Linked DNA regions of Homo sapiens: region 2 is linked to region 1. A link is an interaction called in ENCODE POLR2A ChIA-PET data of the cell type or tissue named here. Cell type or tissue: Caco-2. All regions are shown on one strand. Each heading gives the region's core, and the rest is flanking DNA. Links, peaks and the distances in the headings are about the cores only. Region 1 has its middle 8.2 kb from the start of RCOR1. Region 2 overlaps RCOR1 (REST corepressor 1).

Region 1 (9,628 bases), core at 701-8,700:
TAACCAAGGCCAGAGTTGCCCCAGGGATTCTGGGACGGCCAGGGGCAAGGGTGTCTGCAACATGCTTGGTCTGATGCTAAACATACAGTGTTTATAATTTTGTATTCATTGTATTTTCCCAGAAAAAGGGAAGGGAAAAGAGTCAGCATGTGTTATAAAATGATTAGAAAATGGGAAAGGAAGTACCTGGTACAGCAAAATCAACCATCAAATGAACATACCCCAGTGATGGAGTCATCAAAGCCCAAAGGGGCTCCGTCTCCTTCAGTTCAGGAATGAAGGGAAGGGATCAGGAAAAGGAGAGACGGGTACAGGCTTTCCTACCCCAGTGTTTATAGTTCTTCCTGCTGCTAATTATTATTATTACTATATTTGGGCTTGTTAGAAAATTCTGTTTGGCAAGGAATTCCTTTCCCAAGAATGGAGCCAGGCAGAGGGCAGGGTATGGGCCAGGGCTGGGAAGTGTCAGGAAAACACCCTAAAGCCATTCCTGGGAGGTTTCAAGCCCCCAAAGGACTATTGGAAAACTGAGACTTCAGGCTGGAATTTTAGCCATCCTAAGAGTTCTGAACCTGGAATCCATGGATAGAATTCTGGAGACCATGAACCAGAGCTGGTAAATACATCTTTATTTAAATTAACCTTTAACACCAAGTGCGGTGGCACTCACTTATAATCCCAGGTACTTTGAGGCCTCCAGCAAGACCCCTGTCTCAAAAAAAAAATCAACCTTTAACCAAAATCCAGCATTTTCTTCACTTATGAATGTAGGTGATATTCCATCTCAACACATTGCAGTCACTGGAAATATCTCAAAATAGCATTTATTTATTTATTTTATTTTTATTTTATTTTTTGAGACAGAGTCTTGTTCTGTCGCCCAGGCTGGAGTGCAGTGGCATGATCTCAGCTCAGTGCAACCTCCCGGGTTCCAACTATTTTCCTCCCTCAGGCTCTGAGTAGCTGGGATCACAGGCACCCACCACCACGCCCAGCTAATTTTTGTGTTTTTAGTAGAGATGGGGTTTCACCATGTTGGCCAGACTGGTGTCGAACTCCTGACGTCGTGATCCGCCCACCTTGGCCTCCCAAAGTGCTGGGATTACAGGCATGAGCCACCGCGCCCAGCCTCAAAATAGCACGTATACTCGTCTCCAAAATCACAGAAGTTATTAGACCCACTGCTAGAACTTGTTACTTAATATGTTAATAACTAAGCAAGTAAATCGTAGACCTAATTGTAAGACCTAATTGTAAAACTATAAAACTGTCAGATGAAAACCTAAATCTCTGTGACCATGAGGTAGGCAAAGTCTTCTTGATTACGATGCCAAAAGGATAAGGAACAAAAGAGAAAAATTGGAATTCATAAAAATTAAAACTTGTGTGGGTGAGCATGGTGGCTTACGCCTGTAATCCCAGCACTTTGGGAGGCTGAAGCGGATGGATCACCTGAGGTCGGGAGTTCGAGACCAGCCTAACCAACATGGAGAAACCGCGTCTCTCCTACAGATAAAAATTTTGCTGCAGATGGTGGCAGGCTCCTGTAATCCCAGCTACTCGGGAGGCTGAGGCAGGAGAATCACATGAATACAGGAGGCGGAGGTTGCAGTGAGCAGAGATTGCGCCATTGCACTCCAGCCTGGGCAACGAGCAAAAACTCCGTCTCAAAAAAACAAACAAAAAAAAGATTAGCTGTGGCTGGATGCGGTGGCTTACGCCTGTAATCCCAGCACTTTGGGAGGCCAAAGCGGGCAGATCACGAGGTCAGAAGATCAAGGCCATCCTGGCCAACATGGTGAACCCCATCTCTACTAACAATACAAAAATTAGCTGGGTATGGTGGTGCATTCCTGTAATCCCAGCTATGGGGTGGCTGAGGCAGGATAATCTCTTGAACCAGGTAGTCGGAAGTTGCAGTGAGCGGAGATCACGCCACAGCACTCTAGCCTGGCAACAGAGTGAGACTCCGTCTCAAAAAAAAAAAAAAAAAAAAAGATTAGCCAGGCGCGGTGGTGGGTGCCTGTAATCTCAGCTACCTGGAGGCTGAGGCAGGAGCATCACTTGAACCTGGGAGGCAGAGGTTGCAGTGAGCCAATATCGCCCCCCATTGCAGCCTGGGTAACAGAGCGAGACTCCTGTCTCAAAAAAAAAAAAGGCCAAGAAACTCATGCAAAGATGCTCAATGTTAGCCGTCAGGGAAATGAAAAAACCACAAAGAGATGCCACTTCTTGCCCACCAGGATAGCACTCATCAAAAAGATGCAGTAACAAGTGCTGGAAGCCACTGCTGGTGGGAATGTAAAATGGTGCAGCTGCTTTGGAAAATAGTCTGGCAGTTTCTCAAGAAGTTAAACATAGAGTTGCCATTTGACCCAGAAATCCCACTCAGAGATATATACCCAAAACAACTGAAAACATATGTCCACACAAAAACTTGTGGGCAAATGTTCATAGCAGTATTATTCATACTTAATGTCCCTCATCTGATGAATGTTTAAACAAAGTGTGGTCTATCCACACTGGAATATGGGTCAGCCATAAAAAGGATGCTACAACATGGATGAATCCTGAACAGGTTAAATGAAGAAGCTAGTCACAAAAGACCACATAGTGTATGATTCCATTTCTATGAAATGTCCACAACAGGCAGAAAGCAGATTATTGGTTGCTGAGGGAGAGAGGAATGTGGAGTGACTGCAAATGGGTACAGGGTTTCTTTCTGAGGTAATGAGATGTTCTTTTTGTTGTTGTTTTTTGTTTTTTTGTTTGTATGAGACGGAGTCCCTGTCGCCAGGCTGGGGTATAGTGGCGCGATCTCAGGGTGCAATCTCGACTCACTGCAACCTCCACTTCCTGGGTTCAAGCGATCCTCCTGCCTCAGTCTCTCAAGTAGCTGGGAATACAGGTGCGCACCACCATGCCCAGCTAATTTTTTGTAGAGACAGGGTTTCACCATGTTGGCCAGGATGGTCTCGATCTCTTGACCTCGTGATTCACCTCCCTCAGCTTCCCAAAGTGATGGGATTACAACCGTGAGCCACTTCACCCGGCGAGATGTTCTAACATTGATTGTGGTGATGGTTGCATGACTCTGGATATACTAAAACTGCTGTATCGGACACTTCTCATGGGTGAATTGTATGGCATGTACTATGAATTATATCTCAAGGAAGCTGTTTGGAAAATAGAGATAATTAAATAACAGAAAGAATGAGGAGGAAGAAGACACAGAAGAACACATCATTCAGGGTCTCCGCGTTTCTGTAGATTTCGTTTCCTTTGCATCCTTCATTTGCCAGGGTGTTGGAGGAGATGGCCTCCCTGCCAGGACTTGAGACTTCAGGCCTGGCTTTCCACACCCACACCTTTGCTAGGGTGCCAAGGCCAGTGTGGGTGCCCCACCCCGTTCCCACAAGGCCACCCCGAGGAGTCCTCATCCCCATGCTCCTGGTGGGTCACGTCCACACTTTACGGTTATGTCAATCCTAACTCCAGCCTTGCAGCCAGGGCACCCTCCCGGTCCAGATGAACAAATGGAGGCCAGGCTGGGAGCTTGTCATCGCGATAAGATTATCGAGGGGAAGTGTGAGCCAGGCCCTTTCCTGCCCAGCCGCCCCGCCCTTTCTTTACATTCCCTTAGGAATGCTTTTCACTCTGTCTAAGAAGCTTCCCGTGAGGCATGGGCGGACGGCAGCAGCAGGCCTGGGACCAGTGTGAGGCCTCCCTCAAGGGGCCGCAGGCATGTGGGAAGACCAGCTCGGGCAGAGCTCAGACCTAGGCTGAAGCAGGTCTCTGCCCAGGAGAGGAGAGGGCCTCCTGCCTAAGCTGGCCTCAAGATTCCCCACTTTTGGGACCTCTCTTCCCAGGATTGCCCAGGGGTGAGGCTCCCACCAGGCCACGCGACCCAGATCATGCCCCTTGGCCTTCACAGCTCAGCTCGCAGGCCCCCTTCTCCAGGAGCCCTTCTGAACCTCCTGACCGCCTCAGCCCCCTGTCCCAGGCCCTGGTGTCCCCACTCCTGGCACTGATGACAGTTGTCATGAGCCATGCTTAGGGCTACTTGTGTTTCCCTCCCCCCTGCCCCCACCCCGAATTGTAAGCTCTGCAAGATAGGGTCTCACTCTTGTGTGTCTGGAATCCCGTGCCCAGCACAGAGCCTGCCACGCAGCAAGGGCTGCTTCAGTCACCACTGCTGACTTTGTCTTGGGGTCAGGCTGGGACATTTAAACCAGACCCCAGTAAGAGTGTAGATATATTGGCAGGGATATAGATAATGAGCAGAGCACTGGCTTCCCAGCAGCCTCGCAGCAGACAGATACCGGCTACACCAACATTTAGACCCTCAGAGAAAAGGGTGTTCTTTTCTCTGTCTAGAAACTGCCTTCCAAGAGTGGTTTCCTGGGCTGGGCACAGTGGCTTACACCTGTAATCCTAGCATTTTGGGAGGCCGAGTCGGGCGGATCAGTTGAGGTCAGGAGTTCGGGGTCAGCCTGGCCAACATGGTAAAGCCCCGTCTCTACTAAAAATACAAAAATTAGCCAGGCGTGATGGTGGGCGCCTGTCTTCCCAGCTACTCAGGAGGCTGAGGCAGGAGAATCGCTTGAACCCGAGAGGGGGAGGTTGCAATGAGCCTAGATCGTGCCACTGTACTCCAGCCTGGCGGACAGAGCAAGACTCCATCTCAAAAAAAAAAAAAGAAAGGTTTCCTGGCTGAGGACCTACCCCTTGTCCACAAGAGTGACAACTAGCCCTCCCGTCCCCCAGGATCTTTCAGTAAAAGACAAACCAGGGAACTCTCCCTGGGACAGACAGACAGATACGGATGGCCCTAGTGGGCAGGGGTGGGACGTGGAAAGGCTTGCTGGCATTCAGTCCTGCGGATGGTCAGGCCTGGCCCAGCTAGATGGGCCTCCATTCACCTCTCGTTCACAGATGAGAGACACATGGGGCTTTTCCCCAGGACACTGCAAGTACTGGGCCTGTCAAGAGTGACACGAGGGTGCCCTGGGAGGTGGGATACCTGGGCCGTACTCTTTCCTCTACCAGCTTAGATACCACGACACCCTTCCAACTGCCATCCCCTAATGACATGACAGCCAGAGATCATCTTTGAAACAAGGGCTGGATCACTTCCTTCCTGGCTTACAACCCCCACCACCCCCCACCCCCACCCCCGGTCCCTACGGGGATTTCCTGTGGGCCAAGGATGAAATTCCAAACACTCCACAGCTGGCCCCAGGCACATGAGGCATGGCCCTGCCTCCAGCTCCACTTCGACTCCTGGCCTCATGTCTCCCCTCCCCTTCACACCCTGCACCTGCCTCAGGGCCTTTGCATAAGAGCAACAACTAGCCCTCCCCTCCTCCAGGATCTTTCAGTAAAAGACAAACCGGGGAACCCTCCCTGGAACAGACAGACAGAGAGATGGATGGCCCTAGGAGGCAGGGGTGTGACACGGAGAGGCCTGCTGGCATTCGGCTGTTTCTAGGCCGGGAACACCTTTCCCCCAATCTTCCCAGGCTTCCTCTGCCTTACCCCACCTACATGTCACCTCCTCCAGGAGCCTTCTGACCATCCCATCCATGGGAGGTCCCCACCCCTGCCCACTCCGGGGCTGTGCCTCATTACCAGCCCTGTCTCAGCTGCAGCCCTGGGACTCTTGGTTCTTGTATCTCTCTCCCTCCCCAGACCCCACCCCGCCCAGGACCTCTTGGTGTTGCCGTCCTGCTTGCACTGCTCCAGTGTTCAGCAGTGCCTGGTCTAGAGGAGAATGTGTCTCAGAGTCTCCTCTGCTGCGCACACATCTTGGGGCTCCTGGGAGTGACGCAGGGGATAGCCGAAGACCCTCTTCTCCTCCAGCCATCTCCCTCAATTTCCCCTAGCATCTGCCTTGCTGGCAGCCCCATATCATGTCTCTCCCTGCACTGGCCTAGCACACGGAGGGGAGAAGGGAGTGCCTGCTTCATGGACATGGGTTTCCTGCTGGAACTTCACTGTGGAGATGGTTGTGCAACATCGTGAATGTACTGTATGTCCCTGAATTGTACATTTGAAAATGATTTAAATGGCCAGGCGTGGTGGCTCACACAGCTTTGGGAGGCTGAGGCAAGAGGATCGCTTGAGCCCAGGAGTTCTGGGCTGTAGTGCGCTATGCCGAGAGGGTGTCCGCACTAACTTTGGCATTAATATGGTGACTTCCGAGGAGCAGGGGACCACCATGTTGCTTAAGGAGGGGTGAACCACCACCCCAGGTCGGAAATGGAGCAGGTCAAAACTCCCAGGCTGATCAGTAGCGGAATTGTGCCTGTGAATAGCCACTGCACTCCAGCCTGGGCAATACAGCAAGACCCTGTCTCTCTTTTTTCTTTTCTTTTTTTTTTTTTTTGAGACGGAGTCTCACTGTCACCCAGGCTGGAATGCAGTGGTGCAATCTCGGCTCACTGCAACCTCCGCCCCCTGGGTTCAAGCAATTCTCCTGCCTCAGCCTCCCGAGTAGTTGGGATTACAGGGGTCTGCCACCTCACCCCTAAAATGTATGTAAAAATACAATACTAATTATTGTATTTTTAGTAGAGTTGGGGTTTCACCATCTTGACCAGGCTGGTCTTGAACTCCTGACCTTGTGATCCACCTGCCTCGGCCTCCCAAAGTGCTGGGATTACAGGCGTGAGCCACCGTGCCTGACAACCCTGTCTCTTAAAAAAAAAAAAAAAAAAAAAATTATAGGCCGGGCGCAGTGGCTCAAGCCCGTAATCCCAGCACTTTGGGAGGCCGAGGCGGGCGGATCACCTGAGGTCAGGAGTTCGAGACCAGCCTCAACATGGAGAAACCCTGTCTCTACTAAAAATACAAAATTAGCCGGGCGTGGTGGCGCATGCCTGTAATCCCAGCTACTCAGGAGGCTGAGGCAGGAGAATTGCTAGAACCCGGGAGGCAGAGGTTGCAGTGAGCCGAGATCACGCCATTGCACTCCAGCCTGGGCAACAAGAGTGAAACTCTGTCTCAAAAAAAATAATAAAGTAAAATAAAATAAATTACAGGGATGAGGCAGGGAGGACAAAAAAAAAGAAAAATTTATTATTATTATTATTTTTGTTGTTGTTGTTGAGATGAAGTCTCGCTCTGTCGCCCAGGCTGGAGTGCAGTGGTGCAATCTCGGCTCACTGCAAGTTCTGCCTCCCAGGTTCACGCATTTCTCCTGCCTCAGCCTCCCTAGTAGCTGGGACTACAGGCGCCTGCCACCACACCCGGCTAATCTTGTTTTTTGTATTTTTAGTAGAGACAGGGTTTCACCATGTTAGCCAGGATGGTCTCGATCTCCTGACCCCATGATCCATCCGCCTCAGCCTCCCAAAGTGGTGGGATTACAGGCGTGAGCCACCACACCCGGCCAACAAATTATTTTTTACAATTCCACACCCAATGTCAACTCTGCCTCCAGACACATCTGGAGTCCAGTCCTCTCTCGTTCCCCCACTGTCCCCACCATGGGGCAGGCCTCCTCACATCTCACCTGGCCTCCTTGCTTCTATCTTTGAAGCATGGGGCACAGAAGAATACGGCTAATACAGAAACCATATCACGTCTGGTCCTGCTCTAGACCGTCACCCAGAACAAAAACATAGGCTTGGTCGGGCACAGTGGCTCACTTTGGGAGGCTGAGGCGGGTGGATTGCCTGAGCTCAGGAGTTGAAGACCAGCCTGGGCAACAACGGTAAAACCCCGTCTCTACTAAGATACAAAAAATTAGCCAGGCATGGCAGCATGCACCTGTAATCCCAGCTACTCGGGAGGCAGAGACAGGAGAATCGCTTGATCCTGAAAGGCGGAGGTTGCAGTGAGCCGAGATATTGCGCCACTGAATTCCAGTCCAGGCGACAGAGCAAGACTCCATCTCAAAAAAAAAAAAAACAAAACAACAACACCAAAAAAAAAAACCATAGGTTTGGCTGGGTGTCATGGCTCACACCTGTAAGTCCAGTACTTTGGGAGGCTGAGGCGGACAAATCACTTGAGGCTATGAGTTCAAGACCTGTCTGCACAACATAGGGAGACTCCATTTCTGCAACAACAACAAAAACAAAAATTTTAAATTAAATTTAAAAATTAAGGCCAGGTGCAGCTCACGCCTGTAATCTCAGCACTTTGGGAGGCGGGCAGATCACCTGAGGTCAGGGGCTCAAGACGAGCCTGGCCAACATAGCGCAATCCTGTCTTTACTAAAAATACAAAAAAAATTACCTGTGCAGGTGGCAGGCAGCTTTAATCCCAGCTACTCAGGAGGCTGAGGCAGGAGAATCGCTTGAACCCAGGAGGCGGAGGTTGCAGTGAGCAGAGATGGCGCCATTGCACTCCAGCCTGGGTGCAGAGCATGGTGGCACACACTTGAGCCCAGGAGTTTGAAGTAACAGCGAGCTCTAGCCACTGCACTCCAGCCTGGGAGACAGAGGGAGACCCTGTCAACAACAACAACAACAAAAATAGAAAGAAAAGAAAGGCTTTCCAGCAGTTTACAAGGCCCTCCACAAGCAGCAAGCAGGCCTCCAGTGGCCTTTTGTGACCCAGTCTTGTCATGTTGCCTCCCTGAGTCACCACCTGCTCTAGCCCGCCTGGCCTCCCTGATGCTCCTGGAACAACCCAGTCCTGCCCGAGTGCAGGGCCTTTGTGCCTGCCGCTCCCTGTGCTGGAGGGCTCTTCCCCTGACACCCCTTGGGCTCCCTCCTGCCCCCTTCAAATTCTCACTCGCATGTCACCTTCTCAGCAAGGCCATCCCTGACAGCCCCACCCCTGGGCTCTCCCTTCTATGTGTCACCCCTGGTGTATCTGATTTGATTTCTATGGTATGGCCCCCCTGGGGATGGCAGCCTGTGAGAGCAGAGATTTTTGCCTGTTTTGCTCCCCAGAGCCTACAGCAGTGCGTGGCACATAGCAACTTCATGCCCACCTGAGAAATGAATGAGCCATTTTCCAGGGGAGGACACTGAGGCCCAGGGGGCCAGAGCCCTGTCTCGAAGTCACACAGCTGTGACAGGCAGCGCGCGGGACTCCTCCGGCATCTCTCCCGGCTCCCAGGTCCTTCCAGCTCAAGCTGCTTGTGATTTTGGTTAGTATCCACCCCGTGGAAGACTGAGTGTCCTCACAGCTTTCTCATCTTCTTGCTGAGAAGGCAAATATTCAAAAATACTTTGACAATGACATTCTCCAGTTCCCGAGGCTGTGTGCGATGCCAAAAATGATGTGACTAATTAGCAGACCACGGGGCCCAGCAGCCCAAGAAGGGCGCCAATCCACACATCCTGGCATCTGTGCTCCCGGGGAAGGGGGCCTGGGCCAGGTCAGGTGCTGCCTCTGGCTGCCTGAGAGCCCCTGGACCTCTCAGGGCCTCAGTTTCCTTTTTTTTTTTTTTTTTTTTTGGAGACAAGAGTTTCACTCTTGTTGCCCAGGCTGGAGTGCAATGACGCAATCCCGGCTCACCACAACCTCCGCCTCCCAGGTTCAAGCGATTTTCCTGCCTCAGCCTCTGAGTAGCTGGGATTACAGGCATGCGCCACCATGCCTGGCTGATTTTGTATTTTTAGTAGAGACAGGGTTTCTCCGTGTTGGTTAGGCTGGTCTCAAACTCCCA
Region 2 (8,000 bases), core at 1-8,000, 57 kb before region 1:
GTAATACAGATTCTGCTCATCCTCCCACAGGACATACATTTGGACACAAAGCTATGTGGGCAGTCTGAGTGCCCTGAAGAAGCAGCACAAACAAATTCACACAGAGACCTTGTGGAGGCGGCTCAGCTCGGCCCTCTCCAGCTGTGCACACTGCCTTGCCTGTGCACTACTCTTCAGCTCTACCATCTGACTGCAGCCAAAGCAAGAACCTGAGCCACAATTGCCCAATCAAGCTCTTCCTAAATTCCTGACCTACAGAAATCACGGAATTATTTTAAGTCACTAACTTTTGGGGGTCATTTTTCAGGCAGCAAGACTAAGGAACAGATTTTGGCACCTGGAAGTGAGATGCTGCAACAAAAACCCAGAACTGTGCTACTGGCTTTGGGGCTGGGTGGCAGGTGGAAATTGCAAGGCCTTTAAGAGGCTATCAGCAAAAGCCTGAAGGGCCTCAACAAGGAAACTATCAGGAAAAGCTTAATAGAAACTATGAAAACTACTATTGTACATTACAGGAAAAGGGTCCCCTGTTGTCTAAGTAGTGGAAAATGTGGCCTTTAGAAATGTGGAAAACAGGAAATGCACCTAATAAACTCCATGATCTACCTAAGGATATTTCCAGGCAGAATTTTAAAAAAAGAAACAATTCTCAAAATTCTCAGTGGTAAAGAACAAACCCAGACTGTGACTGTAATACTTTCTTAAAACCTCAAAAAGATCTAAGAAGGTTCTGCACTGTCCTTTCCAAGAGACCAAGAGCCTTCTAAGGATTTTAAGATCCTCTCCATCAAACAACAGGGCTTCTAAGAATACTAAGGCTGGTGACACACAAGGAGCCCAAGGAAATGAAGGACCTACCACAAACAGGCTAAGTGTGGTTCCTGTCTAATGTAGTAGGTTACAAATTGACACAGAGAGAGCCCACAAAATTTTCAAAGGAATTATACCAGTTTGGACTGAAAGAGACAAAAACAGTACAAAATGAGGGGAAGGTTTTTTTGTTCCTCCAAAACTACCGAAAGCACAAAGGCTAAGAAAACTACTCAGCTATAAAAATCAGCCATTTCTTAGGGAAAAGGGTAACTCAGAAGACAAAACAAAATTCTCAGCAGAAACCAGAGCCTGAAACAATCATTCCCAGGCACCAGAACTGAGACCAAATCAAGGAATTGGTAACGTGTGCCCTGCTGAATTTCAGAATGGCAATGGATGAGAAACTACTGTGCCTCCTGTTTCCTCTTTTCTGGGCAGATGTGTCTACAGCAATTATCCTAAGCTTGTCCTGCCATTTTAAGTCAGAGGAAGCAACAGATTCCTTCTCTTGACGTCACATGAGTTCAGCTCTAGAGGAACCACACCTGAGGAGCTTTGGGTGGCCACAACTGGGCTTGATTCAGGTGACAAGATGCTGAACTTGAAGTTAATGCCATAGCAGGAAGGGGGAGCGATGTGATGGGAGAGGGTGTGAGCACAAGTGACAAGAAGGAGGAATGTGAATTATTGTGACCAAATGAGAAAATGTGGTAGATTGTGTTTTCCAAAGGTGGTCACAGAATGTTTCTCATGTCATCCCACAGGGACCCCTTACACTCTGACTGCAATTCCACTTCTGTACTCCTACCAAGAGATGGAATCTATGTTCCCTGCCCTTGAAGCTGACTAGACTTGTGACTACATCGGAAAGGAGCCTATGTGACTTCCGAGGCTGGGTCATGAAAAGTGAATCAGTTAATAGTCAGTTTTCTTGCGATACTTGCTTTGGAAGCCTGCACTTTCTTGTAAGCAGTCAGAGGCCATAATGTTGTGAGGAGCACAAATCAGCCCATGCTGAGACACCAGGAAGAAAGCTGTCTGGCCAGCCAAGGCCACTTCAGCACCCTACTGTTCAGCTCCAGCCACCATGTGAACACAACTTAAGTCAGAGAAACCCAAGCCAGAGCTGCCCAACTGATGTCTTCCTAAATCCTCATCACCAGAAAGTGTGAGATAATAAAACGATTGTTGTTGTTTAAAGACAATAGTAACAGCAACAGTTGTTAGGCGGTAATAACTGGAATACAGGGTAACACTCAATTGTTAGCATCTGGGCCAGTTTTCTCCCAAAGAAGAACCTTCTAATTTGCTGGAGAGTATAAGCCAGGCTATTAAGAATTCTGGAATGACCATTCAATATACAAACTTTCACTTCATAGATACGTCTCCCCCACCACGTCCAGATAGTTTCCACCCGTCCTCCCCATTTCAAGTCTAGGGTACAGCTCTGGTTCAAACTCTACCAAAAGTAAACTTGTCTTGTGCTAGGCTAGGGAAAGTCTAATTCCTGGACTGCTGGAATGAAGCATAATCTAGAGACAGGAAGAATTCCTGGAGACTTTCAGTCAGCCCATCAGCTTAGGGCCAACCACACCACACCTGGGCCTCTGAAGATACCTGGTGCCTCCACCTCCTAGGCCTTGCTGCAGTTCTGCAGCAGCAATCTGCTTCCTCCAGCATCACTACCACCGCTTTTCAGTTCTGGCAAGGTAATTACCATGCATTAATCTATTATTTCAGTTTCTAAAACATTAGTGACATCTCTATACTGCTATACTGTTTATACTATCCCATTACTCAACATTCCAAATCTCAATGTTTTTACCTTTCTTCCTTTCCTGGAAGCTCTATAAGGTTTGTTCACATCTTTTCTAATCTCTTCCATTCCTCTTTTTTTTGAGACGGAGTCTCGCTCTGTCGCCCAGGCTGGAGTGCAGTGGCATGATCTGGGCTCACTGTGCAAGCTCCGCCTCCCGGGTTCACGCCATTCTCCTGCCTCAGCCTGCCAAGTAGCTGGGACTACAGGCACCCGCCACCACGCCCGGCTAATTTTTTGTGTTTTTAGTAGAGACAGGGTTTCACCGTGTTAGCCAGGATGGTCTTGATCTCCTGACCTCGTGATCTGCCCGCCTCGGCCTCCCAAAGTGCAGGGATTACAGGCGTGAGCCACTGCGCCCAGCCAATCTCTTCCATTTCTAATGCTTAGCCTTCACTATCAAGTTTAGGACACTGTAAAATCTTTAAAATGGCCTTCCTGACTCATTCCCCCATACCCTGATCCCTCCTATACTGTGTCAGAATACTTTTCTGCCGATACTATGCTAACACAGACTAACTTTTTTTAATAGACAGGGTCTCACTCTGTCACCTAGGCTGGAGTGCAGTGGCAATGATCATAGCTCACCACAGCCTCGACTTCCTGGGCTCATGTGATCCTTCCATCTCAGCATCCCGAGTACCTGGGACCATAGGCATGTGCCACCATACCCGGCTTATTTTTATAATTTTTATAGAGACGAGGTCTCACTTTGTTGCCCAGGCTGGTCTGGAATTTCTGGGCTCAAGCGATCCTTCCCACCTCTGCCTCCCAAAGTGCTGAAATTACAGGTGTGAGCCACCATGCCCAGCCCAGATTAACTTCTGAACAAGTTTAACTATTAGTATTATCATCAAATCGGCCTAAGACTTTTTTATAAAGAGTATCTCTTCCTCCTTGTATCAACCCTATGAGACAAATATTATCACTCTTAACAAATGAAGAAACGCATTCAACAACATTCTATGGAACTGAACTGCGCTTCAATTTCCTCCTGCCAAATAATCTCAAGAATCTTAACCAGATCTAAAATTTTATTTTCTACAATTCAAAGGTAAGAAACATGAGGCACTGAATACAACTTACACTAATCAAGATCAGACACTTGTTAATACCGTCAAAGAAGTTTATTCCTTCTATCAGATTCCTTCTTTACCTATGTATTCTTTCAATTAGAGTAAGAAACTGAAAGGACAATGGACACAGACGCAGCTGGGGCACGAGGAGTAAAGGGAAAGAGGTAAAAACTAAACACGCCACAACAGAATGGAGTCACAATTCCATCAATCCCTATGTTAACCACCCTTGTCCCCAAATAATGGACCTTATCAAATCACGAGAGGTACTATCAAATATTCACCACATGAAATCCAGAAATGATGCAAGTTTTTTTAATACATGCAGATTCAGTGCTGCTCAAATTCCCATGATTTCCCTATGAAGCTACAAGTTCAAAGGTAATAAATGAAGATACAACAATCATCTTTGTAAAACCAGCCTTTCCACTGTATTTGACACACTACCCAAACCCCAAAGAAACTATGCTAGATACAGGAGGGGGCTAGACAGAAGTAACACATAGCCCCTGCTTTCTTGAAGCATACATGTTAGTGGGCAAGAAATATTAAACCTTGTGCAAGCGTCACTTTCCTTATATGAGTAAAATGGAGTTAACAGCAATTACTTCCCCAAATTGTCCTATAAAGCACCTATCATAGTAGCTGGTACAAAAAAACGGCATAAATATTATTATTTTTTTTTTAATTGAGACAGGGTCTCACTCTGTTGTTGGGACTGGAGTGCAGTGGCGACATCTTGGCTCACTGCAGCCTCAACCTCCTGGGCACAAGTGATCCGCCCACCTCAGCTTCCTGAATAGCTGGGACTAAAGGAGAACACCACCATAACCGGCTAATTTTTGTACTTTTTGTAGAGATGGGGTTTTGCCATGTTGCCCAGGTTGGTCCCGAACTCCTGGGCTCAAGTGATCCACCCGCCTCAGCCTCCAAAAGTGCTAGGACTACAGGTGTGAACCACTGTGCCCAGCTGCATAAATATTATTTATTATTGAATAACTGCTTACATAATTCTTTTCTGGTTTTCTTTTTTTTTAAGGCCGAGTCTCACTCTGCCGCAAGGCTGGAGTGCAGTGGTGCAATTTCGGGTCACTGCAACCTCCACCTTCCGGGTTCAAGCAATTCTCTTGCCTCAGCCTTCCAAGTAGCTGGGACCACAGGCACGCGCCACCAAGCCCAGCTAATTTTTTTTGTATTTTTAGTAGAGATGGGGTTTCAACATGTTGGCCAGGACGGTCTCGATCTCCTGACCTCGTGATCCACCTGCCTCAGCCTCCCAAAGTGCTGGGATTACAGGCGTGAGCCACCACACCCAGCCTCTTTTCTGTTTTTCTTCTGAGACAGGGATCTTGCTCTGTCACCCAGGCTGGAGTGCAATGGCAGTTCACTGCAGCCTCAACCTCCCTGGCTCAAGTGATCCTCCCACTTCAGACTCCAAAGTACCTGGAACCAGAGGTGCACACTACGACAGCCAGCTAATTTTTTAATTTTCTGTAAGACGGGGTTTCACTATGTTGCCCAGGCTGGGCTCAAGTGTCCCTCCTACCTCAGTCTCCCAAAATGCTGGAATTACAGGCGTGAGCCAACGTGTCCAGCCTCAAAAAATTCTTTAAATTACAATCAGATAAGGTGTTAAGTGTGATAGCCTCTGCAGAAAAGAGCTATGTGACCTCAATTACATCTCATTCTAAACTTTTTTGAAATTTAGTTATTTTACACTAATATTACATTTTTTAAAAATTAATTTTAAAAAATTGCAACCAAAATACAAGACAGGTGTCTCGATCTCCATGAGGTTTTCTTGGTTAGTCCACCAAGTCTTTGAGAGTCGGAAGAACTACCCAAGATACCTGTCATCATCTTGAAATCTGCTATGTACTTTAGGATGGATCAAGTGTTCACATCTCGTTCATACATATCTAAATACTGACTGTTTTAGCTGAAGAGGACAGGCTTAAGACACAATTATTTTAACTCATTATCTTCCATTTCAGACATTCAATTAATTAAAAACATGACTAGGCTGGGCACAGCGGCTCCCAGCACTTTAGGAGGCTGAGGTGGGCGATCTGAAATTCCGGAGTTCAAGACCAGCCTGGGCAACACGGCAAAACGCAAACTCAAATAAAAAATACATATATATATGGCTGGGTGTGGCGGCTCACGCCTGTCATCCCAGCACTCTGGGAAGCTGAGGCAGGCGGATCACCTGAGGTTGGGAATTCAAGACCAGCCTGACTAACATGGTGAAACGCCATCTCTACTAAAAACACAAAATTAGCCGGGTGTGGTGGCAGATGCCTGTAATCCCAGCTGCTCATGAGGCTGAGGCAGAGAATCACTTGAACCCAGGAGGCGGAGGTTGCAGTGAGCCGAGGTCATGCCATTGCACTCCAGCCTGGGGACAGAGCGAGACTCCGTCTCATGAATGAATGAATGAATGAATGAATGAATGAATAGGCTGAGCTCAGTGTCACACCTGTAACCCCAGCACTTTGGGAGGCTGAGGTGGGCAGATCTTCTGAGGCTGGGAGTTCAAGACCAGCCCGGCCAACATGGTGAAACTGCATCTCCACAAAACTACAAAAATCAGCCAGGCATAATGGCAGGTGCCTGTAATCCCAGCTACTAGGGAGGCTGAGGCAGGAGAATCTCTTGAACCCAGGAGGAGGAAGATACAAAGAGCCAAGATCACGCCATTGCACTCCAGCCTGGACAACAGAGCGAGACTCCATCTCAATAAATAAATAAATAAATAAATAAATAAATAAATAAATAAATAAATAAATAAAAATTAAAAAATAAATTAATTAGCCAGACATGCTGATGCATACATGTATTCCCAGCTACTGGAGGGGGAGAGCTGGGGAAGGGAAGGGGAGGAGCTGGTAAAGGGGAGGAGAAGGCTGAGGTAGGAGGATCATTTGTGTCCAGGAGGTCCAGGCTGCAGTGAAACCTGATCATGTCACTGTAGTCCAGCCTGGGTGACAAAAAGAGATCTTGTCTCAAAAAAAAAAAAAAAAAAGAAAGAAAGAAAACAAAGAGTAGTTGGTTCTCCTAGAAGGAATTTATACAACTTCACAGTTTTAATTCCAAATTACGCTGTTTAGTTACCTTCACCGCACAAAAGAAAACCATCCAAATGCTTTTTAATGGGAAAATCTTAATACATTACAAGCTAGATCTGCCTAGCAACAAGTTATAAACTTATGTCATCCTACTTATGTTCCCATGGATACAGTCATGAACAGTACAGTGGTAGCTGTACAAATTAGGAAAAAAATCCCAAGAGAATTACATCCAAAACTTGGATAGAAAATACTACTAGGCTGGGCACAGTAGTTCACGCCTGCAATCCCAGCACTTTCAGAGGCTGAGGCAGGCGGAGCACCTGACATCAGGAGTTAGAGATCAGCCTGGCCAGCATGGCGAAACCCCGTCTCCACTAAAAATACAAACATTACCCGGATGTGGTGGTTCGCACCTGTAATCTCAGCTACTCACTGAGACAGCAGAATTGCTTGAACCAGGGAGGCAGAGGTTGCAGTAAGCCAAGATTGTGCCACTGCACTCCAGCCTGGACAACATAGCAAGACTCCGTCTCAAGAAAAAAAGAAAAGAAAAGAAAAAAAAACACTACTATAGGCCAGGCGAGGTGGCTCACACCTGTAATCCCAACCTTTGAGAAGACCAAGGCCAGTAGCTCACTTGAAGTCAGGAGTTCGAGACCAGCCTGGCCAACATGGCAAAACCCCATCTCTACTGAAAATACAAAAATGAGCTGGGCATGGTGGCAGGGGCCTGTAATTCCAGCTACTCGGGAGGCTGAGGTTGCAGTGAGCCGAGATCACACCACTGCACTCTAGCCTGGGTGACAAGAACGAAAATATGACTCAAAAAAAAAGAAAAGAAAGAAAAGAAGACAACGCTATAAAGGTAAGAATACGGTCTAGTATCTTTTCAATTAAAATCCTTCTCTCTCTTCCCTACAAATCCCAACTAACCTTCCATTAGAATCTCCCTCTTTAAATCTGCTCCCATCTGGTGTTTTTAAACACAATTGTTAATAGAACTTCAGCAAGAACTTCTGCACCTGAGTTGATAATGTCCTTGGACTATTTTATGTGTGCTATCCCCAAAATCTGTACACAGGTTTCTGTTCTTTATAATGTAGCAAATTTGTCACATTAGCTTGAAAACAGGGTGGAAACACATTTACATGGTAAATCTGCAATCTGGGGGAAGTTAAATTTTTTTTTGTTCGTTTTTGAAGCCAATATTGTTTTTCAGATACA

The links. Peaks named below come from ENCODE experiments on the same cell type or tissue, not always from the same donor. Only the 100,000 strongest peaks of a DNase experiment are listed, where the experiment ranks them.
Region 2: POLR2A ChIA-PET joins it to region 1 with 11 read pairs; 14 of 35 experiments call an interaction of 5 or more read pairs at or near these places.

What each region holds. Positions count from the first base shown.
Region 1 is chr14:102,579,620-102,589,247 of GRCh38, reverse strand. It overlaps the pseudogene RN7SL546P. Among named protein-coding and RNA genes, the nearest start is that of RCOR1, 8.2 kb to the left of the region's middle. RefSeq lists enhancers at 4,513-5,041, 8,316-9,000, 9,001-9,628. In Caco-2, for the core only: no CTCF peak of the experiment used is centred there; DNase peaks (open chromatin) are centred at 3,667 and 5,317.
Region 2 is chr14:102,637,995-102,645,994 of GRCh38, reverse strand. The region is part of intron 2 of RCOR1 (REST corepressor 1); the gene reads right to left. Among named protein-coding and RNA genes, the nearest start is that of RCOR1, 49 kb to the right of the region's middle. In Caco-2, for the core only: no CTCF peak of the experiment used is centred there; no DNase peak of the experiment used is centred there.